2 separate regions of the Homo sapiens genome follow, and region 1 is linked to region 2. A link is a loop called in an ENCODE intact Hi-C map of the cell type or tissue named here. Cell type or tissue: OCI-LY7. All regions are shown on one strand. Each heading gives the region's core, and the rest is flanking DNA. Links, peaks and the distances in the headings are about the cores only. Region 1 overlaps SLC23A2 (solute carrier family 23 member 2). Region 2 has its middle 19 kb from the start of RASSF2.

The links. Hi-C counts contacts between places; a loop is a spot of excess contacts. Peaks named below come from ENCODE experiments on the same cell type or tissue, not always from the same donor. Only the 100,000 strongest peaks of a DNase experiment are listed, where the experiment ranks them.
Region 1: it touches region 2 in a loop (2.1-fold over the local background); 1 of 110 quality-filtered maps calls a loop at or near these places.

Annotation. Positions count from the first base shown.
Region 1 is chr20:4,912,953-4,928,375 of GRCh38, reverse strand. It overlaps SLC23A2 (solute carrier family 23 member 2), which reads left to right. Exons shown (of 17, transcript NM_005116.6): 4 at 15,398-15,423. Among named protein-coding and RNA genes, the nearest start is that of SLC23A2, 81 kb to the left of the region's middle. RefSeq lists an enhancer at 1,879-2,173. In OCI-LY7, for the core only: CTCF peaks have their summits at 9,769 and 10,966 (motif pointing left); a DNase peak (open chromatin) is centred at 9,675; H3K4me3 peaks cover 411 bases.
Region 2 is chr20:4,834,911-4,850,333 of GRCh38, reverse strand. No RefSeq gene overlaps it. Among named protein-coding and RNA genes, the nearest start is that of RASSF2, 19 kb to the right of the region's middle. RefSeq lists an enhancer at 14,034-14,533. In OCI-LY7, for the core only: no CTCF peak of the experiment used is centred there; a DNase peak (open chromatin) is centred at 9,283.

The DNA of each region.
Region 1 (15,423 bases), core at 8,547-11,046, 77 kb before region 2:
GGGTTGTGGATAGTTTTGTTAGAAAACATGTTATAGGCTGGGTGCGGATGCTCAGGCCTGTAATCTCAGCACTCTGGGAGGCCAAGGTGGGAGGATCACTTGCAGCCAGGAGTTCAAGACCAGCCATGGCAACATAGCGAGACCCTCATTCATACCAAAAATTTAAAAATTAGCTGGACGTGGTGGTGCATGCCTGTAGTCCTACCTACTTGGGAGACTGAGATGGGAGGATTCTTTGAGCCCAGAGGTTTGAGGCTGCAGTGAGTTAGCAGTTGTGTCATTGCATGCCATCCTTGGTGACAGAGCAAGACCCTGTCTCCAAAATATATATAAAATAAGAACAGGAACACAGTACTGCCCGTATTTAATCACTAGTGAAATTGCTACCCTAAGTCAACTTTTAAAGTAGAAGACCATTTTGAATGATTTGCCCATTGACAGGGAAAAAGTGAGGGGACTAAGTTACAGTGGGTCGCTTCCCATTGCCTGATGGATGGGATTAGTGTGGGGGCAGCTGGTTGGAGGCAGGGGCAGTGGGGTAGCACAGGAAGAATTGGTGGGTCTGGGAGATACCAAAGGCATGGGAATAGTAAGAACAGAGGTGAGGCTGATAGAAGAGGTGATAGGAGGTTTTGAGGGCCAAAGAAGGAGATGTTTCGGATTCTCATCAAGATTTTATACAGAAGAACCTGATTGGGTATATGTTGGCTTTGGAGAAAATATGAAGTCTAGGGAAAACCATAAGTTTGGAGGGTGGGGAAGATGGAAGATGATGGGTTTTATTTGAGAAGTTGTGGATTTGAACTGCGGTGCTCCTAGAGCCTGCAGGCAGTGGGGGTGTGGGACTTGACACACATAGAGATCAGGAGAGCTGTAAAGACTCACTGTGATGGCTCATGTGGGTGGTGACTGACCCGTGTGAGAGGGTGCTGCTGGCAGGCAGAGCTGGCAGAGGAAGATAGGGTTGAGGGTCTCACCGTTGGGTATACCCACACATGAGTGACAGGGAGGATCATGCCAGGACATTGCTGCATGCTAGTGCCTTGTTTCATTCTGGCCTTTGCAAATGTAAATATTGAAGAATAGCCAGCATGGCAGCTCTGGGTTTTATCTTTTTGTCTGGATCTGTACTGTCCAGCATCATGGCTGCTAGTCACATGTGACGTTTACATTTAAATTAAATACTATTCAATAAAACCTGAAATTCACTTCGTTAGTTGCACTCGTCAAGTACTCCATAGCCACACGTGGCTAGTGGCTAGCCCATCTCTGCTTGCTGGTTAGGGCCTTGCGAGGCTGAAATGTTGGCTCTTATTTTCTCATTTGCCTCAGAATCCAAAGCTGGGCTTTAGGCTGTCAGCTGTTAAGGCATCTAGAGAAAGGTGTGCTGGAGTGCAGCGTGGTTGGGCACCAGTAACCAAATCTGGCCGTTGCTGAGAACCAGGCTTGTGGGGTGTCTCCTGGAAAGGGAGGTGGGGTGTGTGGCTGATAAGGATCTTATCTTTAGAGATTCTCTTAGGCATCCTGTGTTGGATGAGTGCTTCCCAGATCTTTAAACAAAATAAAACAAAACACCCACACAAACATTTTACAAAGAAAAAGAACAAATCCATACTTAGAAGTAGAATGTCCACTAGGTCAAAGTAAGAACAAGAGATGTGCCAGGCCCCAGGACTCATGGAAATTAGATCATGTGGTCAGAGTTGATATCAAATAGGGGGAACATAGCAAAAGATCTTCTTCTTATCCCACAGGACTCTAGTTAGGCAAATTCTTATGTTTTAAAGCCAGCTAGGAAATGCGTAAATAGGGGTGAATGCCCATGGCAAGAAACAGGAATCAGGAAAAAAAAAAAAAAAAAAAAAGCAAAAAAAATTCTGATGAACGATCGTACCCTAGGGACATTGATCCCAAAGTACAGACAGGAAGCACGGCCAGAAAAAGGCTGTGTGTTTGCTCAGCAGTTCTTGGACCACCTAAACCTGGAAGCCCAGTTAACAGCCCAAACTTCCTGTTGGCACAGGCACGGCTGTGACACACACAGCCTGTTGTTTCAGTGCGTCATCATTCAGAGTCAGGGAAAGCGTTTAAGCTTCCTTAAGCTTTTATTTCTTTTAACAGCCTTTGTGAGAATATTTGGGTATCAAGAGTAGATTATTCTGTCTGGAGATATTAGCGGCATGGACCGACGAGTAACTTTATGAGGTTTAGTCTTACCAGAGAGTGGGAGAAATACTCCTGGGTGTTCATAAGAACCGACCACTTCTCATCTTACCTTGGTGTGTGTTCTTCAGAACATGTAATGGGAAGAGCCCACAGCCTCACGTTCCTCCATTGATTAAATGTGTCTGGTGCACATACCTGGTAACCAGCTGCTTACAGCCCAGTGGGGGACATATGGCAAGACAGCCAGCATACCATCAGTGTTAGGGTTTGAATTCTGCACGGGTGCTGTGATAGTGTCCACGTGAGACCCTTGCCCAGTCGTGTTGTAGGGTGGGCCTTGCCGGTCAGATGAAGGTTCCCAGGGGAGATAACATGGAACTCCTAAAAAATGTCTAGGTATAGTAGGTCAAGAGGAGGGAGACTGAAGGCCTCTCAGCTGAGGGTGTGCATGGCAGTGTCCTGCTTGGGGCGCAAGTTTAGTGCAGAGTACAGTGGAGGTGGAGATGAGCAGCAGGGATGCTGAGGAGAGGTCATAGTAAATTTGCTCGTTTTGGGGTAGGAAATTCCTGCGGTGGGTGCCGGGGCAGGAAGGGTCTGGAGATAGGAAGGCAAGTTAGGGTGCTTACGCAGTCCAGGTGTGAGCCGACAGTGACCTGACCTGGAAAGTGCGGAGGAAAGGAATTCTTCCATTCAGCAGATGGTTATTGGGCACCTGCTTTGCGTGAGGCTCTGTCCTGGAATTGGCCTCCTAGTGATGGTGGGAGGAGAAAAACAGTAAAGAAACAAGCAAATACGTCAATCTTGTGGCAGCTGGTCACTAATTCTGTGAAGAAAAATAAATCAGGGAGGGGAATAGTGAGAAATAGAATGTGAGGTCAGACAGTGATCATACAGGACCTGCAAGCCATTCATTAATTTGTCCTTTTAAAAATAGGAACTGTGTGCCACTCACAGGTCTGGGCTCTAGAGAACAGCAATGAACAGACAGACAAAAATCCATGAGTTTCCATCCTTTTTTTTTTTTTTTTTGACAGAGTCTTGCTCTATCATTCAGGCTGAAGTGCAGTGTCATCATCATGGCTCACTGCAGCCTCAACCTCCTGGGTTTAAGCCATCCTCCCACCTCAGCCTCCTGAGTAGCTGAAATATGGCACATGCCACTGTGCTCAGCTGATTTTTAATTTTTTTTTTTTGTAGAGACAAGGTCTTAACTATGTCACTGATCTCAAACTCCTGAGCTCAAGCAATCCTTCTGCCTCAGCCTCCCAAAGTGCTGGGATTACAGGTGGGAGCCACTTTGCCTGGCCACAGGGCTTTCATTCTGGTGTGGGAGACAGGCAATCCACAATAGAAATAAGTCAAATGTGTAGATGTTAGATATTGACAAACACTAGGGAAAAAAATAAGGTAGAGGTATGGATGCTGAAAATTCAGGCGGCCAGGAAAGGCTGCACCAAGAAGGCGGCCTTTGAGTAAAGTCCTGGAGGAGTTGTGGGAAGCCTGCATGTGGGCCTCAAGGGCAAAGGCCCCACAGCAGGGGGGTGCCTGGTGTTGCTCCACCAGGATGGGCATTGACCAGAGATTCCATAGGTCTTGTGGGCCTCACCAGGGTGTTGGCCTGAAAAAAACCTTTGGAGGCCTTTGAGCAGAGATGTGACATGCTCTGCCTAGTGGGGAGTAGGCTGAAAGGAAAAGCAGGAGGCCAGGCAGGAGCTGGTGGCCCTAGGACAGGTGTGCTGACAGCAGCTGCATCCTGGGTGCTTGCCATGTGGAGGTGGGAGAAGCCACCAGGCTCTGGAGCAGACCTAGTTTCTGTGCTTTTGGGCTGGATGAGGGTGGGGGCAAGTCCCTTCAGAAAGAGACACCCATTCCAGGCGTTGAAAAGTATGTCAGGAGAAACTCTGACTCCAGAGGGAGGACGGGGAGGAGCCACAGTGGAGGAAGGGTTGGCTGGAGGTGTGGCCGAGAGCTTTGAAAAGAAGGGGCAAGTTGCTGTCCTGGAAGAGACTCCTGGAAGGAGCTTCAGGAGGAGACCTGGGGCCTGTGGGGCTGTGTCCTGATGGGTGTGCCTAGCAGGCAGGAGGTGAGCAGGACAGAGTGGCGATGCGGCTCAGAGCTGTGCTGTGCAAGGATGCAGGGATGTGAGGATGCCCCAGAGCGGAGGGGAGGAGGGCAGCCACCAGGATCAGGGACCCATGCTCCTTTCTTTCCTTTTCTGTTTCCTTCCCATCCCTTCTTTAAGACAAGTGGCCTTGGCAGAAAGATGTAGGGAGGTACAGTGAAGAAACCATTTAATGGCTGCTTCAGTTCCTCTAAACCCCTGACTATGTGATGACAGATTTGAACATGCCCCTTTTCAGCAGTGAAAAGAAGGCAAAAAGGCTTTTTGGTGCAACTACCTTCATTCTAAAAACCAAGCAAAGAAGCCCAGAACATGTCCTTGTTCTTGTGACTTTCGTACCAGGTGCTGTGAAGTTCCTTTTTGTACATCCCTAAATAGAGAGTTTGGAGTACTTAGATCTTAAAACGAAAAGTCTCAGTTGGATGGTAATAATAGTTGTCTGGGAAAATGTTCTTTCTGTAAGAATAATAGATTTTGGAATTGACTATGATTCCAAGAAGGGCCTGAGGATGAAGAGAGACTGTTTCCTGGAGTCGGCCCAGGGAATTGGTTTAATTCTCCTATTTCTGTAAGATGAGAGTTTTAATATACTGCATAATGGCCATGATTTAGGCAGGGGATGCCCTTAACAGCTTGAAGTGGAACAACCAAGATGAGCACCCTTTTCTGTTTTAAAATTTGTAAGTTGGGGGGAAAAAGTGTTAGAAAAGGAATATGCCAATATATGCTTTGAAATGAAAACATCAAAACGATGGGATGCAAGTGAAGATTTTTGTGCATGGTAAGATGTTCTTTTCCTTATCCATCCTCCCTCCCTCCCTCCCTCCCTCCCTGCCTCCCTCCCTTCAAGATGGGGTCTCGCTACATTGCCCAGGCTGGTCTCGAACTCCTGGGCTCAAGCAGTCTTCCCACCTTGGCCTCCCAAAGTGCTGGGATTACAGGCATAAGCCACCACACCCAGTCCTAGATTTTTAACTTAAAAATTAATTTTTTTTCCTCTGGTTTTGAGGTTTCAGATAAGTTTATCATATTGCAATATACTTTTAATTTGAACAGAGTTTTGGTAGTTTTAAATGAAATGAGAGATGTTAGTAATACAAAGTACACATCTAATAGTTGGGAGACACACAATTTGTTACGAATGAAAATAGTAAGAGGTTCTTGCTACAGTCTCTTACTATAGCAGGCTTACGAAGTTGATCAGCATTCTGGCCATCTCTTACTTGTGTGTGTGTGTGTGTGTGCTTTTTTTTTTTTAAAGACACGGTCTTGCTGTCACCCAGGCTGGAGTGCAGTGGCGTGATCTTGGCTCACTGCAGCCTCTGCCTCCCGGGTTCAAGCAGTTCTTGTGCCTCAGCCTCCCAAGTAGCTAGCTGGGACTACAGGCATGCACGACCATGCCCAGCTAATTTTCGTATTTTTTGGTAGAGACTGGATTTTACCATGTTGGCCAGGATGGTCTCAAACTTCTGACCTCAAGTGATCCTCCTGCCTCGGCCTCCCAAAGTGCTGGGATAAAGGCGTGAGCCACTGTGCCCGGCCTCTCACCTCTTAATTTCTGTGAGGTCAGGTTTATGGAATCTTGGTCATGGAAAAGGCCTTAGAGGACCTCTTGTTTGTTCTGCTCTTGCTAAATGCTGTGACAGGAATGCATCAGAAGTAGTTGACAAGCTTCCTTCCTTTCCTACCCCATGTGATCCCCCTGCCTTCATCCTGCTGTCTCCGCTTTCTGTGGGTCAGCATCAGTTCTTCCTGGGATCATCGTGACAACCTCTGTGTGATCTCCCTGCCCCACAGCCTTGGTCTCTTCTGACCCCTGATTGCTATTCCTGCCTGTGCCTTTTGCACTTCCAGGACTACTTCAGATTTCCTTTCTTCTAGGTGAATCCCCACTTCTAAATTCCTAATCCCCACCCCCACTAACTTTTATTTGCCTAAGCTAGGTAGGCAGGCTTCTTAGTTTTAATGATTAGAGATAAAATATTTCAGATTGATTTCTTTACCATAATCTAAGCCCATAATTCTATTGGAGAAAAAGTTCATTCTTGCTAGGATTTGATAAAGTACTTGAGGAGGAAGATATGATATTGGAGGTTTCGAGGCAGTAATCACTCAGTTGTCACATTCCCCACCCTCTTAAATTGCCCTTAAAATGGATGTTTTTAAGCATCCATAGTTCTCCCTAGGTTTTACGGTACAAACTACATTGTTGGGGTGAAATGGAAGAAGCAAGAATGCTGATATGTTCTTCTGCCTCTTTTTTGTAGTTCTCATATGTGTATTTTCTGTCCCTTTTTCATTATTTGTGTAACTTTCTTCATTTACAAGAGAAATAAGTTCACTGCAGAAAATGCAGAATGGTAAAATGAGGAAAACAAATAATTTAAAATCTCACTAGCCAGAAAAACACCACTTTCTGTTATTTTGGTAGTAACAGAAAATATTTTACTGATATTTTGGGTGTATTTCTTTTTTTTTTTTTTTTGGTTGTGATTGTTGTTTGAGACAGGGTCTCACTCTGTCACCCAGGCTGGAGTGCAGTGACATGATCATAGCTTCCTGCAGCCTTGACCTCCTGGGCTCAAGTGATCCTCCCACTTCAGCCTCTTGGGTAGCTGGGACTACAGGCATGCACCACCACGCCCAGCTAGTTGTTATTGTTGTTTTTAGTAGGAATGGGGTTTTGCCATGTTGCCTAGGCTGGTCTCGAATTTCTGAGCTCAAGTGATTGGTCTCCCAAAGTGCTGAGATTACAGGCATGAGCCACTGTGCCCAGCCTTGATGTATTTCTTTCCAGAGATTTAAGACAAGTATTTGAGTGTTCTTTTATAAAATTCTCATCAACACACAATCTGCTTTATGAAGACTTTAACTTTGTATCATATCGTGGCATCTCAATGTTATTAGAAACAGAACTTGTAATTGTGACATATAGCAAATCATGGATCTAACTTTTCCACTTGCATTGGGACTTTGGATTGTTTCTAATGCTTTGCTATAATAAATAACAGCCTAGTTTATATTGACCTTATTGTATCTGATTGCTTTAATTTTGAGTTTCAGTGAAGCCAAACACTTCTGCCAGCATTCCTTGGCCATTTATATTCTTTCATTGTGCCTATTCTTCTCCCTAGCCCCTTTATTCCTGCGGAGTAATACTGGTGATCAAAGATACTGCATCATACAGAACAATTACAGAGAAGATCCCTGGATCTGATAGCACTTTGAGGGAATAGAGGGAGAACCAGCCGCACCACCAGCCAGATCTGTGCCTGTCATTACTGATAGCCCTAGGATAGGGGGATGTTTACTCTGTCTCTGTTTAGGGGGAGCAGTTTTTGTTGTAGAAGGAAGTGTCTGTATCTACAGATCTGTGTCTGTAGCTCCGTTCTTGCTCTTTTCACTTTCTGATATACAGATGATGTTCTGTATACCTGTGTCAGTGTATAAGGATTATCTTCATTGTTTTTTATAACTGCAAAGTGATCCATGGTATAGATACACCATAATTTATTTAATTACTGCAGATAGACATCTAGACTGTTTCTAATGTTTTGCTATTACAAATAGCACTACCCTGAATAACCTGGCACATAAGTTGTTTCACTCAGGTGTAATTGAAGGATAGATTTCCAAGAGTGAGATTTTTGAGTCAGAGGGGATGTGCCTTGGTAAGCTGAGGGGGCTACTCACCAAATTGCCCTCTGTTGAGGAATTTCGTCAGCAATGTGTAAATGCCTGTTTTCTTGCATGCTTGGCAGCAGAATATGTGGTCAGACTGGGCTCTTGTCCCGATTAGTAGGTAGAAAGAGGTTTCTCATTATAGTTTGGTGGAGTCTCGTTCTGTTGCCCAGGCTGGAGTGCAGTGTCATGTTCTCGGCTCATTGCAACCTCTGCCTCCCAGGTTCAAGCAATTCTCCTGCCTCAGTCTCCCAAGTAGCTAGGATTACAGGCGCGAGCCTCCATGCCCAGCTAACTTTTGTATTTTTAGTGGAGATGGGGTTTCACCATGTTGGCCAGGCTGGTCTCGAACTCCTGACCTCAAGTGATCCACCCGTCTTGGCCTCCCAGAGTGCTGGGATTACAGGCGTGAGCCACCGCACCCGGCCTCTCATCATAGTTTTAATGTATATCTTCTTATGAGTAAGGTTGAGCATCTTTTTACTGTTCAAGAAGCATGTTTATTTCCTTAGTTATTTTCCTGTTGGGATGTTAGCCCTTTTCTTGTTGGGTTTGTGTCCCTTCCATATTTACATTTTAGAGACATGGGTTTGTTATCTGTAATGTGTTAGCACCTGGAAAGAATGGGAGAGGACGGTCCGTTTTGGGTGGAGTGCTGTAATGTGCTGCGTGGCCTCAGGATCTGTTCTTGAATCCATCTGGGGACAGGATCCCCAGGGACATCTCTTAGAAACCTCACCTAGCAGGGAAGATGTTTGAAGTGCCCAACCTAGTGCCAGGCATGAATATGTGCCAGGCAGACAGTAGCAGTCACCAGCACCACCTGCCTGGGGTGTGGGAGGAGCACACACTGCAGAGTGTTTCAGTGTGGACCTTGGCAGACACATCACCCGCCCGAGCTCTGCTGTGGGCCGGCATGGGGAGAGGTAAGGCTCCTTCTGGCTCCTCTTGTCGCCCTACTGGGGGACAGGTGAGATGCAGCTGGAATCCCCGGGGTGCTTCTGGCTGCCACAGCCTTAGCCTTCTGGAGAAGGCAGCCCTAAGAAGACCAGGCTGGGCCAGGCGAGTGGTGGAGGCTGAGCCATCCAGCAGCATCACCTGCACTGGGGAGTTACAGGAGCCATCCTGTGGGAAGAGGCAGTGAAAGCAAAATTAGAGGCTTTGCGGCATCAGCCAGATTCAAGGTCGCTAGTGTCATGTTAGATCTATCGGCTGCTGCATCTTTTTGAGATGATGTAATCTAGATTGACAAGCTTTGGGTGTTTAGAATATGTTGTACTGTACTCACTTGAATTTATTTTTCATAGTGGTTAATTTTGAAATTTCTAATAATATTGAAAGTAGGTGGAAAGTTTTCATGTTCATAGTAAAGGAGCTTGCAGTAAAGGCTGGGAAACACGAATCTATTATCTTCTGTATTCAAAACACATTTTAATTGTGGAGTAGATTTGGATACAAGAGGAAATAACGGTGTGTGCACACATTGAGGAGGGGGATTAATAACTGTGTGTTACCTTTCTTTTAAAAGAATAGAAAGCAGAAATTTGGGGAACTTTATTACTATTCTGAAAGCGATTGGTTTAGTATAAAGTGGTTCTCTTAGCGGCCAGACACGATATAGTAAGTGGGAAATTGAGTTCTGAACACTCTCATTGGAGGTGTGGGGTTTTGCAGGTGCTAGTGCCCTCCGCTTGACAGGTGTCACGAAGCAGCACATGCACTGTCACTTCTGCTTGAGAAATGTGGGCACACACAGCTGTCAGTTTCGCCTGGCACTGCTGTGATACTGACACCTCTAGGCAATGACTTCTGTCACTCCTGCTTCCTACACCTCTGACCATCTCAGGAGAACTGTTTAGAAATAAGTACTTTAATACCATTGTCTTAGCTTAGTAAAAATAAAACACAAGCAAAAAGACAAGTGTAAGACTTGACTTTGAGTGTGGAAATGTGTCCGTTGCTCAGTAAATACAATGCAAATGCAATTGCATATTGGAGACAAAATCATCTGGTTAGGCAGAGAAAACCTCCTTTCATAGCTGATTGATTGTACAATGTTAGTTTAGGAGACAAAACTTAAGGCCACGAGTTTAGTTTAAGATAGTTTTGGAGAAGAAAGGACATCTTGTTCCCAAAAGGGGTATACTAATCTGCTGATATTTTTATAAAAACTTGATCAATTTCCTGAGGTGAACGATGCCAAGATTCTTCTGTTATCTATTAGTTACCCAAAAGAAAACCAGACTTTATTAAGTTTAGAAAGCTTCCCAAGACATGTTTTATTTCCCAGTTAAAATAATATTTAAAAGTTCCAAAATATGAAGCTTTGCTACTATCATCAGCATTTTAATCCTTTTCCCATAAAAAATTCAGTCCTCAAGAACTGATTTTTACCATTTGATTTTTAAAATTAAATTTTGCATTAAAAATAGGCCATTAGAGTATCTATTTTAATAAGCCAAAGGAAAAAATGTTGGTAAGGTAGACTAGTACTTCCAGTAGAACTCTTCATCTGTAAGAACCATTTAGGCAAGAACTATTTAGGCAGCCCCCTGCACGTAAATAGATCAGAGACGAGCCAGTCAGACAAGAGCATTTCCAGCTGGTGTCCCCGTCTTATTACAGGCTTCCTTAGAGGATGGGGGTAGCATGGAGAGGAGAGCTACATCTCAGCTGGGCAACAGGAGGGTAGCAGGGGGAAGCTGGGCTCTGAGGTCCCCAGGGACAGACAGCTGGACCTGTGCAAATCATAGGTTTTCTAGGTCAGTAGTATTTACAGTTAAATAAACTTCCTGGACTAGCCTGGCAAAGTAAACCTTCCTTTTTTGGATGATTTCTGTGGGTCAAACACATTTTGAATTGGCTTACAAACATTCCACCCCTACCTCCTGCCAGTCTCTTTGGGACTGGCACCTCCATCCACCCAGCTTCCCAGCTGAGAAACCCAGCCTGGACACTTTACTCCCGTGCCCCCTGCTGTGCTGTGATGGCATCTCCCCGCTGTACTCACCACAGAGCTCCCATCCAGACAATCTTCAGGGGGCATTAAGTCCACATCATTGCTCTCTCCTGAAGCTGACTGTCTTTCCCAGACCACTGTTAACACCTTTGCCCAGCTCCTGTCTCCTCGTGTGCCAAAGGGTCATTCCTTTACCCCACCCATCCACTCTCCTGCTGCACCCAGAATGGCTGTCCAGTGCTAGCATCTGATTGTGGCACTCCTGTTCTTGGCATTTCTTTGTGGCTACTGACTGCCTCCTGTGTAACAGCGGAATTCCTTGGCGGGGCACTCAGTCTGGACTGAGCTCCTGCAGGGAGGCAGGACTGCATTCTCATTGCCTGGGATACAACCACAATTTGTTGAATGAATGAATATGTGAGCTTTTTTTCTAGGCTTAGGAGTGTCTGCATTTTATAATACAGATGTTCCTTGACTTATGACAGAGTTACACCCCTAAAATGCATTTAATACACCTAACCTACTGGCAATTCATAGCTTAACCCCGCCTACCTCACATGTGCTCAGAACCCTTACATTAGCCTGTAGTTAGGCAAAAGCATCTAACACAAAGCCTATTTTATGGTGAAGTGTTGAATATCTCTTGCAGTTTCTTGAATACTGAAGTGAAGAGCAGAGGGGTTGTATGGGTACTTGACAGTTTCTACGGAATACATATCACTTTTGTACCACTGTAAAGTCAAAAAATCCTAAGTTTAACCATTTAAGTTGGGGATCATTATACTTATTTGTGTATGTATAAGTAGTGAGTGGAATGTGTCAGGGGAGCAGTAGGAATTGCTAACTCATTTCAAAATCTATCTTCTTAGTGCCATGTATACAGATGATTTTTTTTAATGTATCGAGGTGAAGTTTGCATAACATGAAATTAAAGTGAACAATTCAGTGATATTTTAATACACTCACAGTGTTATACAGCCTCGTCCATTTGGTTCCAAAACATTTTCATCTCCTGCAAAGGAAACCCCTTACTGGTAAAGTTGCTGTTCCCTGCAGCAACCCGAGATAAATGCAGGTGAAGGTTAGTTTGGCTAGAGTCAGACTTTCAATCATATCTAGGTTTCTCTAATGATTTAGTAACTGATCCGTGTTTTAGGAGAGTTCATCCTGAGAGCGTGTTGCTCTTGGCTTCTCAGTGGGTTGAGCACTGCTGCGATATGACTTGGAGCACAGTTCTCTCTGTAAGTTAAGAGTTTCATCTCGTGGACCTGAACTTGGCCAGGAATGTGTATCCTCCCAGCAGCCAGTTTTTATAGGTAAACCAGCTCCACAAACTCAGTTGGCTTGTGTAAAAAACTATAACATGTTTGAGAAATAATTTTAAAAGCAGGTCTTTATTTGAAGTAATGTAAGAGAATTCTGCTCTGTAGGAGTATGTACTAATTAATTGAGATCTCTGGCATAGTTTTTATTTTTATTTTATTTTATTTTTTATTTGTTGAGATGGAGTCTCGCTCTGTTGACCAGGGTGGAGTACAGTGGCACAATCTCGGCTCACTGCAACCTCCACCTCCTGGATTCAAGCGATTCTCCTGCCTCATCCTCTCAAGTAGCTGGGATTAGAGGCGCCCATCACCACGCCCAGCTAATTTTTGTATTTTTAGTAGAGATGGGGTTTTGCCATGTTGGCCAGGCTGGTCTCGAACTCGTGATCTCGGGTGATCTGCCTGCCACGGCCTCCCAAAGTGCTGGGATTACAGGCATGAGCCACTGCGCCTGGCCTCTCTGGCATACTTAAAAACCCACTTCAGACCTAGGTTATAATCTGTATGACCTTGAATGAGAAACCTAATTTTTCACTGCCCTGATTTCCTTGACTACAAAAACACATGAATTGGGAATCTCTCTGGACCTCCTCAATCCAAGCTGTACTGCTAGGATTTTAGTCTTAAATTTCTTCCCTATTATCAAAATAAATTGTACTTACTCATTTTAGGAAATGACCAAAATATAAAAAGGGGAAAAAGTTGGCAAAAATGGCCCTACCAATTAAGGACAACCACTGTTAGCATTTTGGAGTATGTCTTTTTTTTTAAATTATCCATTTTTAAAAAAGCAGTATACAAATAACACAAATACATCCTGATCATAAAAGATCCAAACACTTACAAAGGGTTGTGAGTAAAAAGATGAAAGGTGTCTGCTATTGCCGTTCTTGTCCCTAAGGCAGCACCCTTCCTACTGGTTGTGATTTTCCTGTATGCTTTTCTGTCCTTTTTAGACAAGTGGTGGGGTCATTACAATTTTCTTTTTTAGCTCAGTTGGGATAATTCTAGGCTTATTGTTTTATAACTTTTTAAAAACAGTATTTCTTGGAGTTTTTTTTTAATTAGTACATCAGCTAGCTATTTATTTATTTATGTATTTATTTAGAGTCGATGTCTTGCTCGGTCACCCAGGCTGGAGTGCAACCCCCACCTTTCATGTTCCAGCAGTTCTCCTGCCTCAGCCTCCTGAGTAGCTGGGACTACAGATGTGCAACGCCATGCCTGGCTTATTTTTGTATTTTTAGTAGAGACGGGGTTTCACTGTGTTGGCCAGCTGGTCTCGAACTCCCGACCTCAGGTGATCTGCCTGCCTCAGCCTTCCAAAGTGCCAGGATTACAGTCCTGAGCCACCGTGTCCAGTGCTTTATTATTTTTAATGGCTGATTATCTCCTCTAAATGAGTGTATAATAATGTAACTGTGTCTTTTTGATGGACATTTATGTTGTCCCCAAGTATTCAGTATTTCATAAATTACAGCAGTGATCAACCTTGAATATATATATTACCTGCATGGATATTTCTAGAGGATAAGCTTCTATGAGTATAATTGCTGGATCCACAGAAATACCTGTTTTAAATCCCATTGCCAAATTTCCCTCCATGAAGGCCATTCCACCAAGAGCATGTTCTCTCCAAGAACACAGGAGAGTAACTCTCCCCCATACCTTGGTCAATACCTGGTTCAGTTTTTTAAGTTTCCCTCTAAGTTTGTTTTTTTTAAAATAAAATTTTAATAATTATTTCCATAATTTAAAATGATATGGAACAGCTTTTCATGTGTTTTATTGTATATATGTTTTTCTTCTATGAATGATATATTCCTAGCCCTTGCCCATTTCCTTTCCATCCTTTTTCCTTAGGCCTCTCAGGGATGAATTGGATCGTTTGGTTTTATTATTGGTTTGAGGTGTTCTTTACGCATATTGATACTGACCCTTTTTATATCTGCTGCACTGTATTTTCTCCTAGGCCATCACTTGTCTTCTGCTTGCTTTTAGTGTATTTCACAATGCCAGAATTTGAACTTTTAATATACTTTTTAAATCTGTAGTTTTTAAATGTAGTTGCACTGTTAACCATATATACAGTTACCTTAATATTTATTACATGTGCATTTTCCTTGATATTACTCTGTGTAAAAATCTTTTCCCTTGTAGTATTCTGGGTGTCAGTGGCCTATAACTAGTTATTTGAGCCATGTGTGGTGGCTCATGCCTATAATCCCAGCACTTTGGGAGGCTGAGGTGAGTGGATCACCTGAGGTTAGGAGTTCGAGACCAGCCTGACCAACATGGTGAAACCCCGTCTCTACTAATAATATAAAAATTAGCCAGGTGTTGTGGTGGGCACCTGTAATTCCAGCTACTCGGGAGGCTGAGGCAGGAGAATCGCTTGAACCTGGGAGGCGGAGGTTGCAGTGAGCCGAGATCACGCCATTGCATTCCAGCCTGGGCGACAGAGCGCGACATCGTCTCAAAAACAAAACGAAACAACAACAACAACAACAACAAAACCTAAAAAAACAAAAACTAGTTATTTGTTATTATAAACAGTGATTACTTTCTTTGGGTTAAAGCTTTTGTTCTCATTATTGTTCTCCAGTATAGATTCCTAGAAGTGGAACCGTTTGGCTAAAAAGTAAAAATATTTTATGGCTCTTGCTACTGGCTGGCAGAACCCGGGACGATGGTGTGGCCCCTTACCGAGGAGTGTTCTCCAGTGGGCTGGTTTACTTAGGTGAACAGCAAAGCTTGAGTTCCTCCAGCTAGAACATTTCCCCTTCTAGGTGCAGGAAGTCGGCCTCAGGTGGTTATGTGGGCAGGGATCTTAACCGAGGCAGCTCAGGGTACTCTCACCTGTTCAGCCTGGGCCTCGTCCACAAACAGCATGGGCCTCTGAGCCAAACTTCCCTTCCCCTGAAGGATGTGGGGGTGCCCCTGCTGAGGTTGCCCTGGGATTTTATTTCTTTTCTCCCCGGCTGAGCCTTCTGCTAAGGCAGCCTCCCCATACGGTACATGGAGTATGTTTCTCCATCAAAACCATGCCTGGTCATGCACTCACCAGGAGAATTACAAATGGCTTTCGGGGGGAGGAAAATGTGGTTCACGCTGAAACAGCCTCTAAGTGGATTGTCTCTGCAGGTGGTGATAAATGGAGGCGCCACCTC
Region 2 (15,423 bases), core at 8,002-10,501:
CCGAGCACTTTGGGAGGCCGAGGCGGGTGCATCACGAGGTCAGGAGATCGAGACCATCCTGGCTAACACGGTGAAACACCATCTCTACTAAAAATACAAAAAATTAGCCGGGCGTGGTGGCGGGCGCCTGTAGTCCCAGCTACTCGGGAGGCTGAGGCAGGAGAATGGCGTGAACCCAGGAGGCAGAGCTTGCAGTGAGCCGAGATCGTGCCACTGCACTCCAGCCTGGGCTACAGATCGAGACTCCTTCTCAAAACAAACAAACAAACAAACAGTGCTTCAGACACCCCACCCCTCGGGACCCTTCTCCTACTGCATCTTCATCCCCATCAAGAGAGCTGCTACCCTAAATTTTGAATTTATCCTGTCCTTGCCTTCACAATTTTGCCACATAACAGCACCCCCAAGTAATCTATTAAGTTTTGCATGGTTTTGAACATGATGTAAAAGGAATGAGATACATGTTGTCATGCTTTATTCAGTGTTATGAGATACTTTTATGTTGATACATCTCTTTAATGTAGTGCATTTCATTTTCATTACTGGGTAGTAAAATTTAAGATGAACGAAGACAACATTCTGAAAGCTTCCAGAGAGAATGAACAGAATCAAAACCTCAAGAGCTCTGATCCAATAAGCCTTGGATTTTTCAGCAGCATTTTTTAAGAACTGAAGGAAAAGAACTTTGAACTTAGAATGTTATGTCTAGCCACTTGAATGCCCACATTTTAATATTTTTGGGTAAAATACTTCAACAAACCTAGGAAGTGCTGTAGGAGATAACTGAAGGGAAGATGAGCAAGAAATATTTGGTAAGCCTGGTCACTGGAAATAAGCCAGGACCACAGGAAAGAAAAAAGAAATATCCATAATATTACAGTGTAATTGGAGGCCCTATCACTGTGGTGTTGGAAAGAGGACATATAGATGTGAGTTCTAGAAACAGGCCTAAATATACCAATAACAATAAATGAACCAAACTCATTAGTTAAATGATTGTCAGATTAAATGTCAAACCAAAATCCTGATATGTCCTTTTTATAACACTGGTGTTCCAAAGTGTGGTCTTGGACTGTTAAAGACTGCCATAATATATGTTCAGAAATTGAGTCTTAGCAACTTTATAAAAGTTTCTAAGCAATTTGACAGTCATTTTATGTGTGCTGACTGTAATACTAAAATACCTGGGCTTATTTTTTGCTTTTTTTTTTTTTTTTTTTTTTTTTTGAGATAGGTTCTTATTCCATTGCCTAGGCTGGAGTGCAGTGGCGCAATCTCAGCTCACTGCAGCCTTGACCTGGGCTCTCGTGATCCTCTCACCTCAGTCTCCCTGGTAGCTGGGATTACAGGCACATGCCACCATGCCTGGCTACTTTTTTTTTTTTTTTTTTTTTTTTTTTTTTTTGGGTAGAGATAGGGTTTCTCCATGTTGCCCAGGCTGGTCTTGAACTCCTTAGCCCAAGCGATCTGTCCACTTCAGCCTCCCAAAGTGCTGAGATTACAGACATGAGCAACCATGCCCAACATTATCTTTAATTCCATGGTTTATTTTTAAAAATATTTTACAAAAGTCTGTGATAAGTCAGGAAAAGCAAAAAACAACTGATCTCTACAAAAAATTGAAAAAGTAGCTGGGCATGGTGGTGCATGCCTGTGGTCCCAGCTATTCGGGAGGCTGAGGTGGGAGGATCACCTGAGTCTGGGAGGTTGAGGCTGCATTGAGCCAAGATCCCGCCGCTACAGTCCAGCCTGGGTGACAAAGAAAGACCCTGTCCTAAAAAAATAAATAAATAAACACATACTTCCCGTTGTGTTACAATTGCCTACAGCAGCGGTACCCAACCTTTTTGGCACCAGGGACCGGTTTCGTGGAAGACAATTTTTTCCATGGATTTGCGGGGTGGGAGGATGGATGGTTTCAGGATGAAACTGCTCCACCTCAGATCATCAGACATTAGTCAGATTCTCATAAGGAGCCACAGCCTAGATCCCTCGCACACGCAGTTCACAATAGGGTTCATGCTCCTATGTACTCTATGCTCTAATGTACTGCTGATCTGACAGGGGGCGGAGCTCAGGCAGTAATGCTCCCTCCCTCGCCTGCCACTCACCTCCTGTTATGTGGCCCAGTCCTAACAGGCCATGGGCTGGTACCAGTCTGCGGCCCAGGGGTTGGGGACCCCTGGCCGGCAGTATTCATTACAGTAACATGCTGTGTAGGTCTGTAGCCTAGGTGTGTAATAGGGTATACTATCTAGGTTTGTGTAAGAACACTATGATGTTCACTCAACAAAATCGTCTAACAACACATTTCTCAAAACGTATCCCTGTTGTTAGTCAACACATGCCTGTATTTGCTGATACAGGTTGAGTATCCCTAATCCAAAAATTCAAAACCTGAAATGCTCCGAAGTCTGAAACATTTTGAGCACTGATGACATGCTCAAAGCATGAGCACGAGAGACCATTGAGACCAAGCATATCAGATTTGGGATTTCAGATTTTCAGATTAGGGATGCTCAGCCAGTAAGTACAATGCAAATATTCCAAAATCTGAAAAAAAAATCCAAAATCCAAAACACTTCTGGTCCCACGCATTTTAAATAAAGGATACTCAATCTGTATCACAAGTTAAGAAATAGGAAACCCTCTGTGCTTCTCTAAAACTAATATGAAAACTTGTACTTCCTCAGATTGTGCTTGACGTTAAAATAACATTTGCAGCCAAATATATCTCAGTATAAATATGAGAGTGTTGAAGCCACCTCATATGTATTGCCACCTTTTGTCCAGGATGGGAGAGGTTTTGCCTAACAAATGACATGATTTAGTAGACAAAGTCTTCCAGAACCTTCCATCCTTGGGAAAAATAAAACCAGACTTGGAACCACAGGTTCAGACTGAAGGAATGACTCAGATAGTGGGATTTAGGCATCTGCTTTGAGCTGTACCCCGAAGTCTACAATGACCACCCCCACACCTACCCCAACCTACACACATACCAAGGCAGCCCTTGCCTTAACTGGACCAGTGTTGTCTCCAGACACATCCCCCAGCAGAACGACAAGAAGACTCTTCCTCCATTGCCGCTCCAACCTTCCAACCCCTTTGAGGCACTGTGAGCCTCAAAATCCCAATTCGTATCACTTATAAATAGAAGCATACTACACTGCCACTTGCTTTTTTCACTTGACAATATGGTGGGGGCATTTCTGCCAATGGGAAGATACAGATTTCATATTTTATGCATCAAGATACAATTTAACATAACCAAGATCTTATGCACATGGACTCCTTTTTAGTGCAGTTTTTTTTCATCTCTTCTGTTTGCTTCTCCTCTGCCATCCCCCTCTCCTTCTGCCCATCCTCCTGCCTTGCTCCATGTGAGCAATGGGCTTGGTATCATTCACACATTTCTCTATGCTCATAACCCTGTCAACATCTAGCTAGCTAGCTATTCTACATGTACGCACACATATACACCACACATATATTCCTTCATGTTTTGTCATTGCTCTCATACACACTTTTCTGCATCTTGCATTGTTTACTGAGCAATATCTTGTGGAAATCCCTACAATTTAGCTGGTCCCACTCTAATTAATTTTCCTGATGATTTCACGTATTCCTTGCTGTAGATCCACCGTAGCTTATTCAAAGTTGAGAGATACTCATATTCCTAGTTTTTAGCCGTCACATATAGCTATAACAAACATTGTTTTATCTAGGTTTAAACAAATGATAAAATACATTCCCAGGAGTAGTATTGCTGGGCTAAATAGTACGGGTATTTTTCATTTTCCTTTTTTTTTTTTTTTTTTTTTTGAGACGGAATCTTGCTCTGTCGCCCAGGTTGGAGTGCAATGGCGCAATCTTGGCTCACTGCAACCTCCGCCTCCCTGACTCAAGCAATTCTCCTGCCTCAGCCTCCCGAGTAGCTGGGATTACAGGCACACACCACCGCGCCCAGCTGATTTTTGTGTATTTAATAGAGACAGGGTTTCACCATGTTGGCCAGGCTGGTCTTGAACTCCTGACCTCAGGTGATCTGCCCGCCTCGGCCTCCCAAAGTGCTGGGATTATAGGGGTGAGCCACCACGCCAGGCCGGGTATTTTAAATTTTAAGGGATGTCGTTACCAGATTGCCTTCCAAAAAACTATAATAATTTACATTTCCACCAGAAAGTATGAAAGTACCTTACCCGATTCCGCACTCCTTCATCTCTGTCAATAATGCTGTTACGTTTTAAATTTTGTCAGTCTAATAAATACATTTCATGGTACCTTAAGTGGTATTTCCTTGAAGTTGTGTTTCCTTGATCGCGAATGTGTTCAAGTAGTTCTTTTCTATTTCTCAGCCATTTCGATTTGCCCTTCTATGGATTTTCTATTCATATTCTTTATCATTTTTCTTTTTCTTTTTTTTCTTCAACTTTTATTTTAAGTTCGGGGTACATGTGCATGATGTGCAGATTTGTTACACAGGTAAACATGTGCCATGGTGATTTGCTGCACAGGTCATCTGCCATTTGTCTTTTAGGTTATCTTTTGTTTTGTGAGAGTTATTTTTTGTGTATTATGGGTATTTAACTCTTAATCTGTATTGCAAATATTTCTTTCCCAAATTTATTTGCCTATTGCTATTTCTTGGCAAGAGATAATTAAAGTCTACACACAAATAAATTTGGGAAAAAATATTTGCAATACAGATAAAGATTTGAATATCCATAATACATAAAAAGCTTTTATAAATGCTTAGTTAACTATCTGGATCTGCAGAGCAAGTGGGTTTCCTGTTTTCTTTTAGATAATTTCTCCATCCCTAGGTTGTATGTGTGGTCCGATACTTCATTCTTGATTTTTATCATTTAATATTTTACATTTAAGTGTTTTATGCTTCTGGAATTTATATTTATGATTGGTTCTTCCACTGATCTATCTGTCTCTGTTACAATAAGGCAAATCCATATTGGAATCTCGGCAAATAGTCCTCAACCTCCCAGGCTCGGGTGATCCTCCCGCTTCAGCTTCCCTGTTACTGGGACTGCAGGCATGCACCACCACATCCGGCTAATTTTTGTATCTTTTGTAAAGATGGGGTTTCACCATATTGCCCAGGCTGGTCTCAAACTCTTGGGCTCAAGCAATCCGCCTGCCTCGACCTCCCAAAGTGCTAGGATTACAGGCGTGAGCCATCACGTGTGGCATAACTCCTAAATTTTGCAGAGATAAGTTAATACTCTTCATTTCAGCTGATTATTTGAATTTCTCTTGTATTCTTTCTTCTAGCTATAAATTCTTACTGTGTGCTTATACTACACAATTTTATACAGTGTATTAGCCTGTTAGATTTCACTATGTGTTTTGAAAGGTCTATTGCTCACCACTGTTTCCTCTTTTCTTTACTCTGTCTCAACTTGATATCTCTGTTTTGAGTCATTTGGTTTTTTTTCCCCCTCCCCCCCTCCCCTCCCCCCTCCCCTCCCCTCCCCTCCCCTCCCCTCCCCTTCCTTCCTTCCTTCCTTCCTTCCTTCCTTCCTTCCTTCCTTCGTTCCCTCCTTCCTTTTCTTGAGACAGGCCTTGCTCTGTCACCCAGGCTGGAGTGTAGTGGCATGATCACAGCTCACTGCAGCCTTGACCTCCCAGGTTCAAGGGATCCTCCTACCTTAGCCTCCCAAATGGCTGGGACTACAGGCATATACTACCACACCCAGCTAATTTTTGTATTAATATGTTGTGTAGAGATGAGGTTCTGCCATGCTCCCCAGGCTGGTCTTGAAGTCCTGGTCTCAGGCAATCCACCCGCCTTTGCATCCCAAAGTGCTGTGATTATAGGCCTGAGCCACCGTGTCCAGCCTGAGTCGTTTGTTTTTAGACAGAGTTCTTTTCTGTGAGATTTCATTCTAAGGTACAGTACATTCTGATGTTTCTCGTGTCCATAACTTTTTTTACTCTGACATGTCAGTGATATCTTAGTCTAGTAGAAAAGATTCTTAGTTTGCTGTTTTATTATTTATTTATTTTTTAAAATCAGTACTTGTTATTCCACTATCTGTTAGCTTCCTGTGTTGGCCATCCTTTCATTTAATTCATCAACCAAATATGTTAATTTAAAAGTTACATTTGTATGCAGGGATCCTGTGCCATAAAAAATTACATTTTGATAATTGTGCTTAAAGAATTCTCTTTAAAAGGCTGGGCACAGTGGCTCATGCCTGTAATCTTAGCACTTTGAGAGGCCAAGGCAGGCAGATCACTTGAGGTCAGGAGTTCAAGGCTAGCCTGGTCAACATGGCAAAACCCCGTCTCTACTGAAAATACAAAAATTAACCAGGCATGGTAATCCCAGCTACTTGGGAGGCTGAAGCAGAATAATTGCTTGAACCTGGAAGGCGGAGGTTGCATTTGAGCCGAGATCGTGCCGCTGCACTCTAGCCTGGGCAAAAGAGGCTGACTCCGTCTCAAAAAAAAAAAGAAAAAGAAAAAGAATTATATTTAAAATACTTTCACGAAGTAAAAAAAAAAAAGGTGGAGAGATAAAGCATGTGTCAAATTGTGGTTAGATGAGAGCACATGCATATTTTTAAGAGATGTGCTTTGAAATATGTAGGGGTGATATGACATGGTGTCCGAAATTTGCTTTAAAATACATAGTTGAACAAAGCTACAGTAATCAAAACAGTGTGGTGCTATCATAGAGACAGATAGATAGACCAATGTTATAGAATAGAGAACCCAGAAATAAACCCTCACACATATGGTCAAATGGTTGTTTTTTTTCCCCCCGAGATGGAGTTTTGCTCTGTCACCAGGCTGGAGTGCAGTGGCATGATCTTGGCTCACTGCAACCTCTGCCTCCCAGGTTCAAGCTATTCTCCTGCCTCAGCCTCCCGAGTAGCTGGGATTACAGGCACTCACCACCATGCCCAGCTAATTTTTGTATTTTTAGTAGAGATGGGGTTTCACCATGTTGGCCAGATTGGTCTCAAATTCCTGACCTCAAGGTGATCCACCTGCCTCAGCCTCCCAAAGTGCTGGGATTACAGGCATGAACCACCACGCCCGGCCAGTTAAATGGTTTTTATTTTGACCATTTATTAGGAGAAAAGACCGTCTTTTCATCAAATGATGCCGAAAAACTAGATATCCATAGAGAAAAGAATAAGTTGAACCCTTACCAAACACCATATACAAAAATTAACTCATTAGGGACCAAAGACCTACATGTAAGATCTGAAACTATAAAACTCGTAAAAGAAAGCATAGGGCAAAATCTTCATGACAAAATTGGACTATATACACATTTTTTAAATTGTGCATCAAAAGATAATATCAGAGTAAACAGCCAACCCACAGAATGGGAGAAAATATTTGCAAATCATATATCTGATAAGGGATTACTATCCAGAACATTTAGAAAACCCCTAATAACAACAACAAAAACAAACAATGCAATTCAAAAATGAGCAAAGGACTTGAATAGACATTTCTTCAAAGAATACAATACAATATACAATTGACCAATAAGCAATGAAAAGATGTCCAACCTCAGTAATCATTGGGGAACTACAAATCAAAACAATAATGAGGTATCATTTTATGCCCATTAGGATGGCTACTATCAAAAAAAATGGAAAATATTAATAATAAGTGTTGGTGAGGATGCGGAGACATTGGAATCCCTGTGCTCGGTTGGTGAGAATGTAAAATGGTATATCACTATGAAAAACAGTATGGTGGTTCCTCAAAAAAATAGTAATAGAATTACCATATGATTTGGGAGGCTGAGGCAGGTGAATCACAAGGTCAGGAGTTCGAGACCAGCCTGGCCAACATGGTGAAACCCTGTCTCTACTAAAAATACAAAAATTAGCCGGGCGAGTGGCATGCACCTGTAATCCCAACTACTCAGGAGGCTGAGGCAGGAGCATCGCTTAAACCCGGGAGGTGGAGGTTGCAGTGAGCTGAGATCGTGCCATTGCACTCCAGCCTGGGCAACAGAGTGAGGCTGTCTCAAAAAAAAATTACTATATGATTCAGCAATCCCATTTCTGGGTACATACCCAAAAGAACTGAAAGCAGGGTCCCAAAGATATCTGGGCACTGATGTTTACAACAGCATTATTCACAAGTTAAAAAAATGGAAGCAACCCAAGTGTTCATGGGTTGAATGAATAAGCAAATCCATTCAACCTATGGATGAATGGATAAGCAAATTGTTGTATAAATATACAATGGAACACCACTCAACCTTACAAAGAGAGGAAATTCTGACACATTTATCTGTGTTGTACCTTGAGGACATTATGCTAAGTGAAATAAGCCAGTCGCAAAAAGACAAATATTATATAATTCCAATTATATGAGGTACTTAGAGTAATCAAAATCATAGAAAGTAGAATGGCTGTTGCTGGGGGATGGGAGCAGGGGGGAGATGGAGAGTTGTTTGTTTGTTTGTTTGTTTTGTTTTGTTTTGTTTTTCGAGACGGAGTCTAGCTCTGTCTCCCAGGCTGGAGTGCAGTGGTGCGATCTCGGCTCACTGCAACCTCTGCCTCCCAGGTTCAAGTGATTCTCCTGCCTCAGCCTCCCAAGTAGCTGGGATTACGGGTGCCCGCCAGCATGCCCAGCTAATTTTGTATTTTTAGTAGAGACGGGGTTTCACTGTGTTGGCCAGGCTGGTCTGGAACTCCTGACCTTGTGATCCACCCACTTCAACGTCCCAAAGTGCTGAGATTACAAGCGTGAGCCACCGCGCCCCGCCAAGAGTTATTGTTTAATGGGGACAGAGTTTCAGTTTTACAATATGAAAGAGTTCTAGAGATGGATAGTGATGACAATATTATGAATGTATTTCATACCACTGAACTATAAACTTAAAAATGGTTAAGATGGAAAAATTATGTGCATTTTATCACAGTTTTAAAGGTTAATGGGAAAAATTACTGACAGAAGACAAGAAGTTGATGAAACATGTGTGGCAAAATCTTTATGGCTGTTAAATCCGGCTGATGGCATATGGAGATCTATTATATGTTTTACTGTGTGTATGTAAATATTCATGATAAAACTAAATTTTTTAGTTCCAGAAATTTTTTTTTGGTGCTATTCTCAACTCTTTCTAGGAGCTCTTCTAATTTTTTGTTCATGCTGGGGTCTGGCAGCTGACTGAGCAAAGTCAAGGAAGCATAAAACAGCAGAGCAGGTGCAGGGAGCAACAAGCACTTCAGCCTTGTTGGTGCATACAATGTGAACAGAGAGAAGTAAGTAATGAAAATGGAGCCTCTAGCAAGGGCTGGCTAATGGGCTGCCCTGTAGGCCTCAGCAGATGATGTTCTCTCCCCGTTCTCTACACCCCTGGCCCACCTGCATTCCCCTGCAGCTGCAAAGGAGGACAGTTTCCAGCACACTGACAGCTTCCTGCTTCAAGCATCTGTACATCTTGCTTTTCCTCTGCTTAAGGTTTGGGTATCATGGGAGTTTCCTCAGCTGACAGCAGGTATATCCTGGAAGTGAGGGAGGCAGGATCTTAATCTTAACAATGCAAGGCGGGACTTAGTGGGAAAATGCCCCAGCCTTCTACCCTCCGATAGGATGATTCAGAGGAATGTTCCACACAGTATCGCAGAGGACCTACAGGATTGAGCTGCAGTTGCCTACAGGGGGAACCATGTGCACCCAAATTCTTGTCTCAAGGTGTGGTGATTTGAAAATATATTCACAAATTCTTTGACACTCCTCCCTTCAATAGATGGAGCTAATTTCCCTCCTCTTGAGTACGGGCAGATTTAGTGACTGCTTCTAAGGAATAGACTACAGTAGCTGTGATGTGTGTCTTCCAAGGCTAGGTCATAAAAGACTTTACAAATCTCCACCTTGTTCTTTTGAATCATGCCATGGATGCATGCAAGCATGCCTATCAAGGGACAGAACCAAGGCCCTCTGACAATATCCATCTGCCTGAGCCATCTTAGAAGTGGATTCACCAGCCCCAGTCAAGCCTTCAGATGATTGCAGCTCCAGCTGACATCCTGATAGCAACCCAGTGAGAGCCCCTGAGCCTGAACCACTCAGCTGAGCTGCTCCCAAATCCATAACCCACAATAACTGTAAGAAATAATGAGTGTTTGTTATTGTTTTAAGCTGCAAACTTTTGCAGTAATTTGTTCTGTAGCAATAGATAATACGCAGGGGCTGCTGTTGGGTGAAGCCACATTAAGACATCAGCCGTGATGAACCTTCAGGACGTAATCTTACAGATGGGGAAATTACAAAAGGTTTTAAAGGGAAGCTCCCACCCCAACTAGCAGACCCTACCTCGGGTCTTTTTTCTCTTCAGGCTGCCCACTCTCCCCATGGCCATGGTTCGTATTCTCATCTGAGGTAGCAGAAGCACAAATTGAATGTTTCAAAAATGAAACATTTGTTTTATGATTGCTCTTCTCTTGATGTTGAGAACTCATTAGAATTTTCCTTTGGTCTTCCCCAGCACAGGCATTTTGGTAGGGGGCTTCCAGTCCTACTCAGGATCTGTTTGGTACAGTTCCACTGCCACACCCCACCCACTAATTTCCTCCCTCACTCCAGGCTCACCAGCCCCATAGAGCATGGGGCCACAGTATGGTGCCTAGGGGTTGGGGGTGTTCCACGGCCCTGTCTGACTGTGCATTCAGATTCCTGTTCTCTATCCCCCTGGCCCACTTGCATTCCCCTGCAGCTGCAGAGAACAGTTTCCAACACTGACAGATTTTGGCCTCAAGTATCTGTACGTCTTGCTTTTCCTCTGCTTAAGGCTTGGGCATCATGGGAGTTTGCTCAACGGAAGGCAGGTGTACCCCAGAAGTGGGAGAGGCAGGAACACACACATCAGTAATTGTGTGGCTACTGATGTCCAAGTGGCCTTTTCTCTCACCTCAGGGCCACTTAGGCTGCCTCTCTCATCTGGGATAGCCAAAGAACCTGCATTCTTGAGTGGGGCACTTCCCCCAGAACTGAAGTCACATTCTACCCCCCTGTCAATCCCACCCTAGGGGAACAATCCACGTGCATCCCTGGAATGCTCTCTTAAGGTGCCTCTACATCAGGGCATCCCAGGGAGAACCCATGGCTCCCAGAAACTCTGGAAGTGATCACTATTTTCCCTCCTCCCAACACCTGTGGCTCTGGCCGCGTTGCAGGGTGGAGGGTTCCTTTTCGTGCTCTCTGTGTGATGGACAGGATGACCTCTTTCCCCACTGTGGGAGATGCTGGCAGTGTCCACCCACCTCCTGTCAGCACTTACCTGACTGAAGCTGCCCATGGGAACATTTTGAACAAACAGGAAGTGCCAGGGGATAATGCCCGCAGGGCAGCCCTCAACTCATGATTGAAGGGATCAGTGTCAGCTCTTTATTCCCTCAAGTGGGGTAGCAGAACCATGCTCTACACTTTCCCAGAGTTCCCGGTGGGACTGCGCCCTCCCAGTGTCCCACGATGGTAACCTGCTCCACACACCCCATGTGGGGGTCCTTCACTTCCCCACCGTGCACCTTCCAGCTCTGCAGCTTGCATTCGAGTCTATGTCTCAGTGTCTGCATTTGAAGGAACTATGACACACACAATTACCACTGAATTTCACAGATGTCTCCTTCTAAGAGTGGAGATAAGAAGAAGTTGCCCATCACTCTGAAGCTTCTAAAAATAATTTTCTCAAAACGAAATAGCAAAAACCCTCTCTCCACCCAAATGCAGATATCTCCTTTCAGCCTCTCTGATCCTGAGTGAGAATCGTCTTCTCACATGGCAGCATGATGCCCCTTGAACTTAATCACGTGGGGTCTGGTGTCTTCAGAGGTCCGTGGCAGGGTGTGGGGCTGGGGAAAGGAGGACAGATCTCCTGTGGTGTCACAAGTTATTGCCACAAGCAAATACTTCACAAAGCACTTGGTAGGCTTTGACAAGCCAATGACTATTCTAAACCTTTACCTGGACCTTGTTTCCAAGTTCCAGAACTTAGGACCCTCTACTCACCTGAAGCCACCACGGGATGCCTCTCAAACTGGAAACATTGCCGTCCCTCTCCACCAAAGATGCTTCTCCTCCAGCCCCATCAGCCTCTCTCAAAGCCTGGCTGTCAGAGTGATTCCTTCTTCTCTGTCATTTTCCATACTCAATCTATCACCACATGTTGTGGGTTTTTCTTGCAACCACCTCCTGAGTCTACCCTTGTCTCTCCACATCCACTGTTACCCCTGATAGTAGATCGCATCACTTTTCTCAGTTCTTCACTCACCCTGAGTCCATATCCTTTGCCATGTGCCTTTGCAGCCCCTCCCACTAAAGGTGGTATGTTCTTCCATATGCCTTGACCTTGGGCTTGGCCGTGTTGGCTGACTTCAGCCAATGAGCTGTCACAAAGACTTGAAATGTGCTTGTGTGGCAGGGCTTGCTGTCTTGCACTTCAGACATCATCAAGAGAACATGCTCTGGCTAGCCTCTGGGGCCTGGAGAATGACAGACATACAGGGCAGAGCTGCAGCAGGAAATAGAGCTATCCCACCTGCTCCCTACCAATTATCATTATTTTAAGGGGCTTGTTAGTTACACAGCAATACTGTGGCAATAGCTGACTGATCCACCCCTGTAGTCCAAATGACCACAGTTTCGTTTCTTAACTTCCATAGTAATCTCTTAACCAGTTTACATGTTTTAATTTTGCACCTTGCCACTCCATTGTATAAACGGCAGCCACTGTGATATTTTTATTGTAAATTTGATTGCATCTTTTCCTAGTTTAAAGGGTTTCAATGGCATCCCCTTGCAATTTTTTTAAGATCAAGCACTTCTAATGGTACAGCCATTAAAGGGTTTAAGTGTGTAGATCTCAAAAAGAAAAACAGAAGGCAAATGCACTTATCAAGTAAAGGGAAAAATGCAAAAAAAAAAAAAATTGGGAACAAAGAAATCCTATGCCATCACTCCTACAAATACAACTTCTCAAAACCACATTCAGAAACAATCCTAAGTTTATACAAGCGCGTTCGTAACACTAAACAAAACCAGAATTACAGAAAGCTCTCAATTTATTCTATACTCCATCTCTGTTTTGGACTCTGCAGTAGCTTGTACTGTGTCAACCAAGCTAAGCTGGAGTCATATCTCCCAGAATTCCCTCCCCTTTGTGTGTCCAGGTCAGGGCTGGCCACAGGAGTAACTTGTGCAAGATTTGGAAAGAGACAGACAGCAGCAGCAGCTGTTACATTTGGAAGATGGGTGCAGGCTCTAGATGCCACCACAGCTGCATCTGTCCCCATCCCCATGGCCTCATCTGCCTGAGGCCAGTCAGACCGACAGCTCCTGCTCCTCACATTGGACCTCCTACATTTGCAGCTCTGAGGGTTTTTTAAATTTTTAAATTTTTTGGATACAGGGACTCTATTGCCCAGGCTGGAGTGCAGTGGTACAATCATAGCTCACTGCAGCCTCGACCTCTTGGGCTCAAACAATCTTCTCACTTCTCAGCCTCCTGAGTAGCTGGGACTACACGCACACACCACCATGCCCGGCTAATTTTTGTATTTTTTTGTAGGGATTGGGTTTCTCCATGTTAACCAGGCTGGTCTTGAACATTTGGGCTCAAGCAGTCCTCCTGCCTCACTCTCCCAAAGTGCTGAGATTACAGGCGTCAGCCACCCGCACCCAGCCCACAGACGTCTTCTGTAGGTCACTCCAGATGTATGAAAGACAGACAGGTTCCAATTTGTCCTCATGGGTTTTGCTGTGGCTTCCTGGGTCTCCATTCATGTTTGCTTTTTCCCACTTCGTGTCAAGCTTTTCTTTGTAGCCTGCCCTGGCTGACCCAGGTTTACCACTACACACAAAGAACAGCCTTCCGTAGATTTTTTTCATCGTTTCCACTGTGACATCTTTCTGATCTTCCAGTGATCCTTACAGGTGTTACCTCACCAGCTTTTCCCACAAGGACATAAGGTCTAACTCCTATAATAAACCCATGATTCAAGGGCATCCTATTGCAATATGACTGAAACCCCCAGCTCCTCATCGTGGCCTGCAATACAAGGCATGACATGGCCTCTCCCATCTCATCTTATGCCCATCTCCTCCCTGCTTGCCTGGGTACGGTGTCATCATTCCTTCAGAACAAGAGCCAATTGACTGGATATCATAATTACATTCTCTGTTGAGTCACTTAGATGCTTCAAGTCTCTCCTCCCCACCATTCCTGATTGCCTGGGTCTGGGGAGGAAGAGGTTAAGGTTGTTGGAAGGCCTGGATAGCTTGGGCCTGTTCTCAATCAGAGCACAGCAGGAAGGCGTGGGGCTGCTTGCTGGGTCGGGGAAGTCTCCATAGCAAAGCGATTAGGTCAAGTGTGGGAGAGAACATGCTGAACGTTCATCTCTGTGCACGGAGGAGGGTGGGCTGGGCCAGGGGCAGGAAGGATGGGCGGTCAAAGTCTCAAAGTGGTAAAGCCCTGGGAGTTGGCTTTGCATCTGCAGAGATTTGGCCAGCTCTGGGCGGAGGGTCAGCGTCTCAGGCATCTCATGACAGGCTGGAATGGGTCAATGGACCAGTCTTGCTGGCTGTGCTGTCCAGCCCTCCCCTCCTTGGCTTCTTCCTGATATTTCTTGGCCCAGGAAGCATGTCTGTCCTCCAAGAAACTTCTCCCAGCTGGCTCCTCTCAGCTGGCTCTGCATCGCCGTGAGAGGTGGCGTTGGCTCCCCGTCTGGCCCTGTGGTTTGGACCAAGTACACACATAGGGGAAGGTGAGCTGTGTCCCTGAAACACGACAGGAATCAGGGAATTTGACTTGTCTTGAATATTGTTTCTTGGCTGCATAAGTGGAACATGAAACACCTCTCACCTCCCACCTTCTGTTCCACCCACGCTGGACCACACGCTGTTCTCTGGTCGAGCCAGGCTCCTCATGGCTTTGAACTTGCTGCTGCCTCTGCCTAGAATGTCCTTCCCCATCTCACCCTTAAGACCTGACCCAGATGTCACTCCTTTTATGAGGGAGTTCTCTTCTACACTGAGTCCTGTCTTCCTAGGGGCTTCTGTGTAGTGACTGTATTACATCCCTGGTCTCTACCTTTAACCTCCACACAGAGCACCTGAAACTTTTTAAAAAAATATAATTTAGGCAGGGCGCAGTGGCTCACACCTGTAATCCCAGCACTTTGGGAGGCCGAGGTGGGTGAATCACAAGGTCAGGAGATCGAGACCATCCTGGCCAACATGGTGAAACCCCGTCTCTACTAAAAATGCAAAAATTAGGCAGGCGTGGTGGCGGGCACCTGTAATCCCAGCTACTCGGGAGGCCAAGGCGGGAGAATAGCTTAAACCCAGGAGGCGGAGGTTGCAGTGAGCCGACATCGTGCCACTGCACTCCAGCCTGGGCAACAGAGTGAGACTCTGTCTCAACAAAAA